3 separate regions of the Homo sapiens genome follow, and regions 1 and 3 are each linked to region 2. The links are chromatin contacts, found by Hi-C or POLR2A ChIA-PET in ENCODE. All regions are on one chromosome and are shown on one strand. The core of a region is the stretch at or near the end of the contact, and the rest is flanking DNA. Distances in the headings are between cores, read along the strand shown.

The links. A loop is a pair of places that touch in the nucleus more often than their neighbours do. ChIA-PET counts read pairs that join two places held with the same protein, here RNA polymerase II (POLR2A). Pooled maps may share reads with other maps.
Region 1: a loop to region 2 is called in a pooled map, with 2.5 times the contacts of the local background. The contact joins the promoter of HPX here to the promoter of CAVIN3 in region 2. A Hi-C loop is called at or near these places in 5 of 50 pooled maps. POLR2A ChIA-PET finds 5 or more read pairs at or near these places in 3 of 52 experiments (activated T-cell, activated naive CD4-positive, alpha-beta T cell and activated naive CD8-positive, alpha-beta T cell).
Region 3: a loop to region 2 is called in a pooled map, with 3 times the contacts of the local background. The contact joins the promoter of OR52W1 here to the promoter of CAVIN3 in region 2. A Hi-C loop is called at or near these places in 6 of 50 pooled maps. POLR2A ChIA-PET finds 5 or more read pairs at or near these places in 2 of 52 experiments (MCF 10A and activated naive CD4-positive, alpha-beta T cell).

Annotation. Positions count from the first base shown.
Region 1 is chr11:6,438,349-6,442,678 of GRCh38, forward strand. HPX (hemopexin) reads right to left here and starts at 2,639. Exons shown (of 10, transcript NM_000613.3): 1 at 2,533-2,639; 2 at 2,324-2,382; 3 at 2,119-2,190; 4 at 1,817-1,938; 5 at 8-161. The coding sequence starts at 2,615.
Region 2 is chr11:6,319,251-6,323,954 of GRCh38, forward strand. CAVIN3 (caveolae associated protein 3) reads right to left here and starts at 1,251. Exons shown (of 2, transcript NM_145040.3): 1 at 843-1,251; 2 at 1-314. The coding sequence starts at 1,226. LOC101927825 (a long non-coding RNA gene) reads left to right here. Exons shown (of 7, transcript XR_930998.4): 1 at 1-447; 2 at 4,335-4,442; 3 at 4,644-4,704. RefSeq lists enhancers at 1-664, 1,208-1,257, 1,468-1,827, 1,838-1,897, 1,928-2,017.
Region 3 is chr11:6,196,208-6,200,891 of GRCh38, forward strand. OR52W1 (olfactory receptor family 52 subfamily W member 1) reads left to right here and starts at 3,017. Exons shown (of 1, transcript NM_001005178.1): 1 at 3,017-3,979. The coding sequence starts at 3,017. The coding sequence ends at 3,979. RefSeq lists enhancers at 2,831-3,331, 3,332-3,832.

The sequences.
Region 1 (4,330 bases), core at 1,389-3,888, 120 kb after region 2:
GACTGACCTTGGAAGAAGAGGACGCCTTCAGCTTGACATTCTCCACGGTGACATTCCACAGCTGCATCCAGTGGGGATGGGATTCCAGGAAATTCATCTTGGAGCAACTTTGGGTATCCTTTCTCCTTCTTTTCAGGAGGGTATACCCAGACTTTGTCCCCCTGCATTCAAAAGTACTCTCTTTTTGACTGTGCATCCCCAGATACTGCCACTCTGCATTTACACACATTTTTTATCTACTGTGCTTATACGATATCCTCCTGTGGCCCTACACATTCTCAGTCCATCTGTGGACAACAATGTGCTGTCCTTTTGCACATTACACACTCTCAGTTTGTGCAAATCCAGTCACTATTACTATAACACACATGCCTCTAGCTCTGTACCCAGACACTCCTGTGGCACATTTATCTGCAACACTATCAGTGTTGACAAACATATCCACAACTGTTCATCCTGCAATCACCCATACGTTATTTCTTCATTCATTTCTTCATTTATTTATTCATTCATTCATTCATCCAAGAAACAGTCACTGAATAACTACTATATGCCAGGCATTGTGAGAGGCACTGAGGATAACAAGACTCTGTCTTTCACTTCAGGAAGTTCACTGTACAAAAGCAGAAAGGACTCCTGCAATCCTAGCCATGCAACTACCAAGGTGTAGTGTAAAGAGTGCACTGAGAATATAGACAGAGTGCCTAAGTCTGCCTAGAGAAGTTGTGGAAGGTTTCACACCAAAGAGGAAGCATTGGGCCCAAGAGCTGAAAAATCAGCAGGAATTTTCCAGGTTGACAAGTGAGGAAAGGGTGTTACCAGCAGAGGGAGCAGCATGCAGAGCCCAAACATGAGGAAGCAGTGTGCTCCAACCTCATGTAGATTCGTATGGCTGGCACACAGTGAATGTGGCAGGGGAGGAGATAAACCTGAGAAGATAACCAAGGCCCAGATCATGAGACCCTGTGTGCACTTGGTTTGTAGTAATCAGGCACATTTTGGGGTCATTTACTGAAACAGGAAACACAGGAGGAAAGGTTGGTTTGTAAAGAAGATGCAAAGCTTAGTTTGGGGGATGCTGAATTTTAGGTGCCTGTAGAACATACAATTGGAAAGAGATGTCTGGAGCTCAGAAAGTAGATCTAGATCCAGTGTCCACAGCATAGATATTCCTCAGAGCCAAGGTGATGGTTGAGATCACTGAGGGAAGGTATATGGAAAGGCTAGGATGGATCCCCAAGGAACATTAGGGAACTGGTTGAGATAGAATGAGACATTTGAGAAGAGAGAGAAAAGAGGCAGGAGGGAAAACAAAGCCGACAGTCAGGACTTCCCCAACCACACAGCACCTTTGGCAAGGTAGGAAAAGGCACCCCTTCCTCTGAGCAGACACAGCCTGGGTCACATGGGACTTGGTGAGCACAGCAGACTGGATTTCATGCTCCACATGCTCTTCTAGCCAGGTGCCATTGTGTTGGGAACAACTTGCCTTGCCCTATGAAGAGGACTTGATACAGGGTCATGGAAGGCAAGGGAAGCAATTGCCAGAGAAAAAAAGGATGGCCAGCAGTGTGAGGTACAGCAGAGCGGTGTAGAACTAAGACTAGGACTGAAGAACAGCCACTGGATGGTGCACCTGCCAGGCCCACACGCATGCACACTCCCTTAGCCCAAGCTTTTACAGGAAAGGAGGGCACATGGGAAAGAAATCTGCTACCTATTGCTATGGGCTCCATGCCAAGGCCATTTGGGGGAAGGGTCCCCAGTGTCGATTCCAGCCCTTTCCAGCCTGGCCCTGATTTTGGCCCAGCAGTACCTTGATCAGAAAGACACTGTTGTGACCTTGACGGAATGCAGCATCCACAGGGCTGGGGAAATTCTTCCATCTCTCTGAGATTAACTCCCGGTCCCATTTGTGACTCTTCCACACAAACTCCCCTGAAAAAACCCACACTCACTGAGGGGCCCAGTGAGAAACCTTTGACCTACTGAGATAGCTTGAGAGAAGCTGTCAGTGATACCATCAGATAATTCCTAAGACCTCCCACAGACAGGGACACCCTTTGTGAAGGAGAGTAAGTCTAAGGTCCTAAACGCCCTAACCTCAGTCCCTCCTACCTTTAAAAAACAGCATGGTTCCATTGTCATCCAGGGTGGTAGCATCAAAGCTCCAGCCATCTGAGCAGCGTTCTGGGGTGGAGGTAGGGAGATGGCAAAGTAAAAAAAAAAAAAAAAAAAAAAAAAAAAAAAAAAAACCAGAAGGTGATAAAATGCAGAGACACAACCAGACAGATAAGACAGACTTAGGGAGTCAGGGCCTCACCAGTCACGTCTGGGTCTGGCTTGGTCTCGCCTTCAGCAACATTCCCATGGGCACTAGTCCTAGGGAGAACAAAATAGATATCTTGATCCATTGGGACCGATCCCTTTCCCATAGCCCCTGACCCCAAATTTGACCGAGGCCTAAAAACTGGCCCTACCTTACCCTAGCCCAGAACTCAATCCTTCGCTTCTAGTCCCAGCTTTACTCACGGAGGAAGAGGGGTGGCAATGGCCAGAGACCAGCATAGGCTCCACAACCCCAGTGCAACGGGTGCTCCCAGTACCCTAGCCATGCTGAGCTGCAGAGGCCACAGGACAGCTCTGGGTGACCAGTTGAACTCCCTATATAGAGTTGGCAGCAGCACCACCCCCACCTCCAACTCTACTGGGAATGTGCTGTCTCCCAGGACTAAGCCAATATTGGCTGATTACATCACTGCAAATAAGGTCAGGGTCTGGACAGAAATCTGAATCCAAGACTCCTTTTTCCCGGCAGCTGCCCCCCAACCCCCTTCAGCAATTTTCAAGCAGTAACTGGGCTACACTGCTGACGTCCAGCTGTGACTCTCACACTGGCAATGGGTCCAGGCATCCATAAGTCAGGGAAGTGAGTAGACTGAGGATCACCTTTTGTGATTGAGTTTATCTCCACAATGGGGGAGGTGAGAAAAGGAGGGAACTAATATTGCTGTGTACTGTGTCAAGCCCTGCTCTAAGGCAGCTAGAGACAGCAATACTTACTACTTTTAGTAACCACACACACAGATAAACTTACTTAGAAATACTCAGAGAACAGCTTTTTCCAAGCTTCATCAGGGGCCTTTCTGGGGCATGCCCAAGCCTCTTCAGCTTTACCCTTGGGCTAGTGAGTCTGGGGACAATAATGTCTCACTGTTGTCAAATGTCCAAGCCCCATGCCCAGCCTCTCGCCTTCCCTGACTGGCAAAGGGCTTTGCAAAAAGTGCCTGGAAGTGAAGGGTTGACAGTAATGAGGCAGAAACAGGAGGTGTCTCTCTTCCAGAGAGCACCACCACTACTAGTAATTAGTCTTTCTTGGTAGTTTCCACCTTGGGGGAAAAAGCTTTATTTAACCAACCCAGAACAAATAGAACTGTAACTGGAATTTCACAATATTTCTAGCTGACTCCTGCTTAAATGCTACCTTCTCAATGAAGCCTTTCTTGACCACCTTATCTAGCCATTTCAGACCCTTGCTTGTTTTATTTTACTTACTAAAACTTGAAATTCTTTCATCTGTCTACTTATCTGGTGATGGTTGTTGTTGCTTTGCTTTGTTTTGCCTGTCTTGTTTACCATTATATATCCCTGACTCCTAAAATAGTGCCTGGCATATAAGAGTTGTTCCAGAAATATTTGTTGAATGAAAAAAATGCAAAAATGCATTTCAAGTACTGAGTAGTGTTGCTAGTGTTGCAGCCAAATTTCTGACAATTTCCCCCCCTCTAGGGTAGGAGAATATTAGGAATTGGGGGTAGGTTATGGTAGTAGGCATAATGAGATCTAGGAGTCACAGACGCCCTTTATCTGACAGTCCTGTTTCTCTCTCCAGTGTCTCGGCCCCACATCCATCTCTTCCTGGGATCTCACCTGCTATCCTCAGTACTTCCTGGGCCCACTCCCAAAGCTGCCCCATTTCTGTGTGAGATTTGCCTAGTGAGTCAGAAAAGAATTATGGGCAGACTCAGCTATGGGCCAGGATGAAGTTCCAGGACCCCTGCTCCCTAGCCAAGGCTGAAAGGGCCCTGATCCCTCACAGATGGCTCCAGACCCCTGACAGTCCCATATATAATCTTACCAAAAGTCTCAGATCCCTTTTCTACTCTGCGAAGTTTCCTTCCAACAGGAAAACACACATTCCGGAACCTCTGGAACAACATGTCACCAGGCCTCTGCCATCAGGCTCAATGTCCTCTCCTGACTTACGAATGAAAATGTGCTGTGAACATCATTCCCTCCTCATAGGTCAGTGGGCAAGGCTGGACTCTCT
Region 2 (4,704 bases), core at 1-2,500:
TCCAGCGTGGGCTCCAGCGCAGGCTGGGCTTCCGGCTGGGCTTCAGCGCTCCGGCCAGGCCCAAGGCGAGGCGGCTTGACCGGGGTGGGCGGTGGCGCTGCAGGGCCTTTCCGGCCCGAAAGGGCCCTTCGGAGGCTCTGTACCTTCTGCAATCCGGTGCGCCGCAGCCGCTGGGCCCTGGACTCCACCGGCTCCTCGTCCGAGCTCTCTCCAACTTCGGCCTCCAGCTGCTCTGGGCCCAGCTCGGACTGGTCCGCCGGGCCCAAGGGCTCTGGTGCCTTCTGGAAAGCGCTGGCTGGGACTTCACCCTCCTCCTGCATGTGACGGACACAGCACTGATCCTGGCAGCTCCTTACCCCCAGCAGCCCGAAACTCACTCCTTAATTACACAAGGGAAACCTTTTACCTCCGCAGCCAGAGTCTGGGGGGAAAGGCAGGCGTGGGAAGGTAAGGGGAGGGAAAGCTGCGTGCGAACTGCAAAACGCTGTAAAGTAGGTGAGGCCTGGTGAGGGGCGAGAAGAGGATAGTGCCCGCAGTCACGGAATGCCCTTTCAACCACCGTTATTTTAGGGATTGGCTGGGACTCAGACCAAATTCTGCGGACGTGGCCTGAGCTAGAGCTGGGCGGGCTTGGATTGGCCAGGCGGGGCTCAGGCGTGAGAGGGAGGGATGGGGCTGGGTCTTGGGAAGTGGGTGCGGCTCTGTGAGTCTGTTCCACAGCAACAGACGGCGGGAGGGGTCAGGAATGTGGGTGTGGTAGGTGGATGGAAGCGGGGAGCCCCCAGCTGGTGGCCCACAGGCCGGCAAAGGCCTCGGATTGGGGACCGTTTGAGGTCACTGACCTTGAAGAGCAGAACGTGGAGCTTCCCGCGCGCCACCAGCAGCCCGTGGTTGGCCTCCAGCCGCTGCACCTGGGCTGCGCGGCGCACCGCGCGCTCTTGGGCGGCGTTGGCGTGCGAGCTCACGCGCTCCGCCTTGGCCAGCAGCTGCGCCAAGGTGTTGCTGGTGGTGTCGTGGCTGCGACTCAGAGCGCCCAGGCCGCTCTGGATGCGGCGCACGGACCCTGCCAGGCCTCCCTGCCTTCGAGCCAGGCCTCCCTGCCGCTCCCGCAGAGTCTCCAGCATGGAGGCCAGCTTCTCCAGCAGGGTCACCACCGTCACGGCGTGCACGGGACCCCCCGCCGGCGCCTCGGGCACAGGCCCCCGCTCCAACGCACTCTCCCTCATGATCCCTGACCGCTCTGCTCCGTCTGCCTGCAACTGCTGGCCGCACTACGGTCAGGGGCCTCCTTTCCCTGGCTCCTCCCCAGCTCCAGCTGTGACTCAGGCAGGCGGAGTTGGCCTTCTGGGGCGGCGGGAGGGCGCGAGGGCGTGGGGATGTTGGCAGCGGGGTCTCTTGAAAGCGTTTCGCCTTCCGCTGTCCCGCGCCGGGGGCCTGCTGGGAAGCCTGTTGGCCCCAAATCGGCCCCCTGCAAACCCTCTCACTCTGAGTTTGAGTTACCCTCCTCCGCTCCAATTCCCTGGTGTGCCTGTTTCAGTTCTCCACTGCAAAGGGCGAGTCACGGAAATTTTTATTTCATGCATCTTAGTGGGCGCAGAGACTGTGTTGGCACGGCAAAGAGATAACCAGAGGGGCCTCCGTCGCCGTCCACTTTCGGCCTCCCACACCAGTGAAGATTGCCCCCAGGCTGGATGCAGGCGACAGGGAGGCCCTGGAACATTCTGCTTACAGATCGCGAACTGTCAAGGCCCGAGGCCCCGCTTTGTGACTTGGACAGGCTGCTCATTGTGGGCTGGCGGGCGGGGCATCCTCTGGTGTTTTCCTAATAGTCATCTCCAGGGTTTAGCCTCAGGCTTCGTTTCCTGCTTCTTTATTTCGTCCTCTTGGGTAGCATTATCTGGTTTCTTTTCTCTAGTTTTCTGCCCTCTCTTTCTTTGGGTTTCACTGGTAAATCTCAGCCGCCCCGGCCCCAGCACCCAAGCTTGGAGGATAAGCAGGACACCTTCACCTCTTTTAAAATCCTTAAAAGCGTTAGACTAGGCACTGGTCTTTGCTTTGATAGAGGTTACTTGGGCTCCTGCCTGACTTTTTTTGCTTGTTTGTTTGTTTCTTGTGTTCTGTGGAACTGCGGAGAGTAAAGATTTGAAATTGCTGCTGCAGAGAGGGAGAGAGTGGGCATGGAGGATCCAGTTAATGATGTGGATTGTGAATTTCTAATGTCAGCAGTTCGAAACATCCCATGCCTTAGCCGGGCGCGGTGGCTCATGCTTGTAATCCCACCACTTTGGGAGGCCGAGGGGGGAGGATCACGTGAGGCAGGGAGTTCCAGACCAGCCTGGGCAACATGGCAAAACCCCGTCTCTACTAAAAATACAAAAATTAGCAGGGCGTTGTGACACACGCCTGTAATCCCAGCTACTCGGGAGGGCTGAGGCAGAAGAATCGTTTGAACCTGGGAGGCAGAGAATGCAGTAAACCAAGATTGCTCCACTGCACTACAGCCTGGAGGACAGAGCAAGACTCCATCTCAAAAAAAAAAGAAAAGAAAAAAGAAAATCCCGTGCCTTGTTTGTAGCAATACTTGGCAAACCGTCTCACAAATGCAAGTAATCCATTAATCCTGATGATCTCTCTCCCTCTTCCTCTTCTCACTGAACCTGTGAGGGCCACTTGTTGACAACTGTGGAAGAAACTTGTGTCACTCTGGAAATAGTTACATGGGCCTGAAGTGCCACAGACGTGGGCAGCTAATGCCAGAAATCTGGTGATGCTAAGCTGATGGCTGATTTCTACAAATACAAGGCCATAAGCCTGACCCCTGCTGCTTAATACAAGAGAAAATAAGCTCTCTTGGGAATCTGGTGGGAATCACCATCTCTTCCAGTGAAACTACATTTACCCAGAGAGATCCATCAGGGATGTACCAGTTAAAATGCTTTCAGACTGAGGGAACAAAAACTCAATTCAAACAGTACTTAGTAACAGGAAACTCAATTCAAACATAATTGAAAAAGAGGATTGGTAGAGTGGTGATTAAGTGTGAGTCATTCACAGCTCCAAATCTGGTTTTCTACAGTTCTCTCCACTGCTCAACTATGAGCCCCATCCCGCACCTCTCACACTCCCCCATGTCCCCCACACACCCCCTACCCATGTGTATGTGCCCACATACGCACAGGTGTCAGCTTCATTCCAGGCCTCACAACTCTGCACAAGATCTTAAAAAAAAAAGGGGACCATCTTAAAATTTAGGACATTTATTTCCCAGAAGCCTCCCAGAATTTTTACACTTGCCTTCCACTGGGTTACATGGCTTTTCCAAATCCAAATTCTATGGCTACAAAAATGACATGCATTGATGGGTTTAGGCCTATGTTCCCTAAACAATCACTGACAAGAAATCTAATAATTGGCTTTTGACAAGTTAGATCAATTCTGAAGTAGAGTAGATTCAGCTTCCCCAGGAGTATTAGGGTGGTATGGGAGGAAAAGTGGATATCTGTACAAAAATCTGGGTACTACTGGGAATGGATATTAATATTACAGGAAGCCTATGAAAGAATCACCAGCTTTGATGAGTGGGGCTAAGGAAATTCAGTGCATTTGGAAGTAAGAAGTACTTGCATAGATACTTGGATAGATTTGGATAGATTTTTTTTTTTTTTCCTGAGACCAAGTCTCGCTCTGTCACCCAGGCTGGAGTGCAAACGCGCGATCTTGGCTCACTGCAACCTCCGCCTCCCAGGTTCAAGCAATTCCCCTGCCTCAGCCTCCTGAGTAGCTGGGATTACAGGCACGCGTGACCACGCCCAGCTAATTTTTGTAATTTTAGTAGAGGCAGGATTTCACCATGTTGGTCAGGCTGGTCTTGAACTCCTGACCCCATGATCCGCCCACCTTGGCCTCCCAAAGTGCTGGGATTACAGGCGTGAGCCACCGCGCCCAGCATAGACAGATATTTTTTTAAAACCTGGTAATGAAGTGGCATTGTTGTCTGGAGTAAATACCCGAGATTGGTTGTGTCACAGCTATGGAAAACTAGGACATGGACACACAAAGAGGTTCAGAGCAGAAGTTGAATAGGCAAAAGAAAAAGAAGAGCTCTCTGCAGCAGAGAGGGGTCCCAGAGAAATGGGTTGCTGGTTCCACCGTGGAATGCAAGGGATTTTATAGATGACCTTAAGGAGGCAGTGTGTCATTTACATAGGGCACAAAAGATTGGTTGGACCAGGTGTGTCATTTGCATACAGCTCAAAAAACTGGTTAGGGCTAGGTATGCCATTTGTATAGGCACAAAAAGATGGCCACCCCCACCCTAATCTTTTATTTTGCAGATGGGTTCTCTACCTGGCCAGTGCCATGTTGCCTGTTTCTTTACTGTAACTGTGGTGACAAAGAAAAGGGAAGATGGAGCCTCCATGTTGAACATACCTGGCCCCCAGGTAGCCCTTTTCTATTGACACAGCTGCTGGCATTCACCCCTGCAGGCTTCCAGCTTGCTTATCTATGTTTGCAGCTTGATTTTTCAGGCTGTTCTTTGTTAGAAAAGAAATGATTTGGGGGCTGATTTTTGTTAAAAGGGAAATTCTGCTGAGGACTCTTTTGCCCTCACTATCTGCCTAATTTTTTTCCATCTCCTGTAGCACTAACTCCCTCTCTGGATATCTGGAACAAGGAGGACCTTAAACTTAACAATAAAGCCAA
Region 3 (4,684 bases), core at 1,767-4,266, 120 kb before region 2:
CATTTACTGCCACATAATTACAGCTCTTTGTACATCTCTCCATTCAGCAATCCTAGGATCACCTGCCAATCCCAAAATCTCCTGAACTCCTTCTCCCAGGAATGGGTGCATTTTGCTCCACCTATTCTAAAAACTCATGTTCTAAACCTCAGCTACAATTTTTGAGGTAGTGGCTAACAGCAAGTATGCTAGAGCCAGACAGAGTTAGTATCCTAACTCTGCTATTTACTAGCTATATGACCTTCCCCAAGTTAACGTCTGTCTCTTAGTTTCTTTTGTAAAATGGAAGAAAGAATTGTGCCCACCTCAAATGACTGTTGTGAGGTCAAGGCTTAGAGCAGTGCACGTACACAGGAAACCCCACAAGACTTTTAACCACTACTATGATTCAGACATTTCCCTGACTCCCCCAGCAAGAGTGAAAGTCTTCTTTCTCTGTGCTGCCATCGTATCTGGTATTGACTTGAGTTAAGGCAATTACTTTAACAACCCTTCGACAACTGTTTAGATCACTGTGTCCATTAGACTGTGAACTCCTTGAGAGCAGCAGGGTCTTGTTATTGCCACTGTATTCTCACCACATGACACAAGGCCAGGCAGAAAAGAGATTCAACTAGTTCTGCTATAATGCTAGTTTTAAAATACAAATTATTCAAAGACAATTGACATATGTATTAGGGGACTGAGAATAATGTGAATTTCGTGTTTGCTTGCATGTAACTCCACTTCCAAGAAAGTAGGTGAACCCAGAAAACTGAACCCAGCTGAACTGAGCTGAGTAAGAAAGCTCAACATGCACACATGCACACACCTCAAACATCGATCAGCTACTTCAGTTCACCACTTGCGTTATGAGCCACACCCATTCACATCTGGTATTACAACTTTCTGCCCAATTTCATTTTATTGGATTTATTTTTTAGAGACAGGGTCTTACTCTATCACCCAGGCTGGAGTGCATGGCATGATTATAGCTCACTGTAGCCTTGAACTCCTGGGATCAAGTGATCCTCCTGCCTCGGCCTCTCGAGTAGGTAGAAGTACCAGTGCACACCACTGTGGCTGGCTAATTTTTTTAATTTTTTTGTAGAGATGGGCTCTCACTGTGTTGCACGGACTGGTCTCCAACTCCTGGGCTCAAGTGATCTTCCTGTCTTGGCCTCCCAAAGTGCTGGGATTACAGGTGTGAGACACTGTGCCCAGCCCATCTTTTTTTCAAATGTGTCACTGATGAAGTTTTTGAGTGTTGTGCCCCTAACTTCATTTTTCCAATAGGCCCTGTGGTCTTTATTGTATGACTTTACATAGTGTGGTGAGTTTAAGTCTCCTTATAATAGAAAGAACTGTATTCAGTAGACTTGTGGTTGATGGTGAATAATTCTTTTTCTTCATGGATATCTAAAGCTCCTGAAACTGTAGGAGCCCCTATTAGTCAGCAAAAGCTGTTTGGACTAGCAGTCTGTCCCACACTTAAAAGCAATATATATTTATTCATAGCTAACTACATGCCAGACATTGTGGTAAGCAGTAGAGACACTGTAGCTAATAAAAAGCAATATCTGCAACTCTTTTTGTCTCGTGGGGAATTGAGAGACAAGAAATTACAACAGAGTGGGCTAGATGCTATTAAAGAATAAACCAAGGAATTTTCTCCCGGACTTCAGTGAGCCAGCAAAGACCTCCCTGAGAAAGTGTTCCTTGCCCAGATCTTTCCACCTGATAGTCTCTTTCCTGGCTTGCCCCCATCTCTGCCTCCTTACTCTACTTCCTGAGTCACCAGCCCATCAGCACTGAGCAAAGAGATACAAAACAGAGTTAATGTGGCACAGGTGGGAGGGAGAAAGGCCCTGAGGGAAGCAGGTAGAACAGCCACATAAAGAGCCCCACAGGCACTGATTAAAGCGAAGAGAAGCTGCCAACACACAGTGCTCGAGATCTTTCCCAGTCAAGCCTTCTGCTGGTGATTTCTTCCTCATTCATTTATCCATTCAACATGTATTAAGCTTCTTAGGTGGGCTGGATCCCACCTAAGTCAATCTACTTGTCCTGCCTCCTCCAATGTCAGAGATGCTTCTTCCTCAGATGGCTGCTACTCTGAGTTGAGTGCCATTTTCTCCCTCTATGTCACCTCCACTCGCTCTGGCATGCCAGGAATGAGACTCTAGTGGGACCCACTTTTGTACCGTGAAGAAGGAAAGGAAACGGAGAAGAAAAGTCCCGTTTCGTACTGCCATCTCTCTCTCTGTTGCTTCCCAGCCCCAACTTCAACTCTCCAGCTGGTGTTCAGCATCAAGTTCAGAACGTAAGCACCCTGCACCCCAAAAACCCAGCAAGTTTTCCCTTGCCACACCAAGCTCCCAGATTCACTCCAGATTCCATCTGCCTCCCACTACGGTTTCTCCCTTTCTTTATACTCTGCCTCCTCTCTTCCTGGATGGTTGGTGCTGAGAATGGGCAATTGCTCAGAGCTGGGCAAACCTTAATATCACTGTACCCACCAGGCCTATACAGCTGAAGAAGCTGAGGTCCAGAGATCTTGCCCAAGGATACACAGGCAGGGACAGGACAGCCGGAAGCCTGATTCCCCACCCTGCCCCCAGCACTGGCTTTCTCCTCATATAGAGACTGAGACTGACTCTATTTGGACCCTGAGGAAGAAAAGTATTCATCTCCACTCCACCCTCTGCTGACATCCAATTAGAAGGCTCTCTCAGGCTATCTATACCAACCACTGCAGCAGGCAGCCTCTTCCTCACTACCCCTTCCTCCCACTACAATACATATAGACTTTTAGGAGCAAAGGATTCTCCTATCTTAGCTAGAATTGCGACCTTAATTATCCATCCAAACCCCCCTAACCAAAAGTTATAAACCTGTGATCCTCCCAGCCCTGCACTACTCCTACACGTATGCCATGGATGGGTTTGTGCCACTGTGAGACCCCCAAAATCTCTCCCCTTATCTTCCCTGTCAGGAGTCATGCCCCCATGAGCCCTCAAGTTGTGCCCACCACAGAATGGCAGAAACTCTACAACTCAATTCCACCTTCCTACACCCAAACTTCTTCATACTGACTGGCTTTCCAGGGCTAGGAAGTGCCCAGACTTGGCTGACACTGGTCTTTGGGCCCATTTATCTGCTGGCCCTGCTGGGCAATGGAGCACTGCCGGCAGTGGTGTGGATAGACTCCACACTGCACCAGCCCATGTTTCTACTGTTGGCCATCCTGGCAGCCACAGACCTGGGCTTAGCCACATCTATAGCCCCAGGGTTGCTGGCTGTGCTGTGGCTTGGGCCCCGATCTGTGCCATATGCTGTGTGCCTGGTCCAGATGTTCTTTGTACATGCACTGACTGCCATGGAATCAGGTGTGCTTTTGGCCATGGCCTGTGATCGTGCTGCGGCAATAGGGCGTCCACTGCACTACCCTGTCCTGGTCACCAAAGCCTGTGTGGGTTATGCAGCCTTGGCCCTGGCACTGAAAGCTGTGGCTATTGTTGTACCTTTCCCACTGCTGGTGGCAAAGTTTGAGCACTTCCAAGCCAAGACCATAGGCCATACCTATTGTGCACACATGGCAGTGGTAGAACTGGTGGTGGGTAACACACAGGCCACCAACTTATATGGTCTGGCACTTTCACTGGCCATCTCAGGTATGGATATTCTGGGTATCACTGGCTCCTATGGACTCATTGCCCATGCTGTGCTGCAGCTACCTACCCGGGAGGCCCATGCCAAGGCCTTTGGTACATGTAGTTCTCACATCTGTGTCATTCTGGCCTTCTACATACCTGGTCTCTTCTCCTACCTCACACACCGCTTTGGTCATCACACTGTCCCAAAGCCTGTGCACATCCTTCTCTCCAACATCTACTTGCTGCTGCCACCTGCCCTCAACCCCCTCATCTATGGGGCCCGCACCAAGCAGATCAGAGACCGACTCCTGGAAACCTTCACATTCAGAAAAAGCCCGTTGTAATGTCCAGTGGTAACAATGGAGCCTAAGAGTGGAGGTGAGGGGACAATCGGAGGGGAGTCTGGGGGTGTGGATCATGTTATTTTCATCCCACTGCATATGACTGTTATCATCATTTAACAGGTACTTGCTGTGGAGTCCCTATGTGCAACACTGGCATCTGTAGACTTTGACTTAAACATGTATTCTGCTTGGGAGGAGGCAGGAGGTAGAGGTCAGGGGGCTACACTACCATGCAGGAAAAATTAGTGAAGGACCATAATAAACAAGATCTAACAACTCCCTTTCCTGCTCCCCACCTCCATTATTTCAACCTAAGTCTGCCCACGTTTCCACACAAAAGCTCCTCTATAGATCCCAAACTTGAGGGAAGTGCTTGGCACTGCCGCAGAGGGTGGCGCTGTCCCTGGAGTCAAGTGCTTGGGCACCCGTCTGAAATCACAGCCCTCTCTACTCCTGGAGCCAGATTCTGTTTTCAGACTGCCCTCAGGAAACGAGTTCTACAGGCTCATCTCCTGCCTTCCGATAAACTAAATAATGTGCCCTGTGGTACCAATTTGGCCACTTCAAATTCAAAGAATCCTCTTTTGGTCTCATGTGTAATTACTATTCTTCCTTCCCCCAACTCCCACCAAAGCCCCCAAAATTAACAGCTGTAACTTCTTCCCCTGTGACTGCAGCTGCAGAGGTCAGGGGTCCACTGAAAGA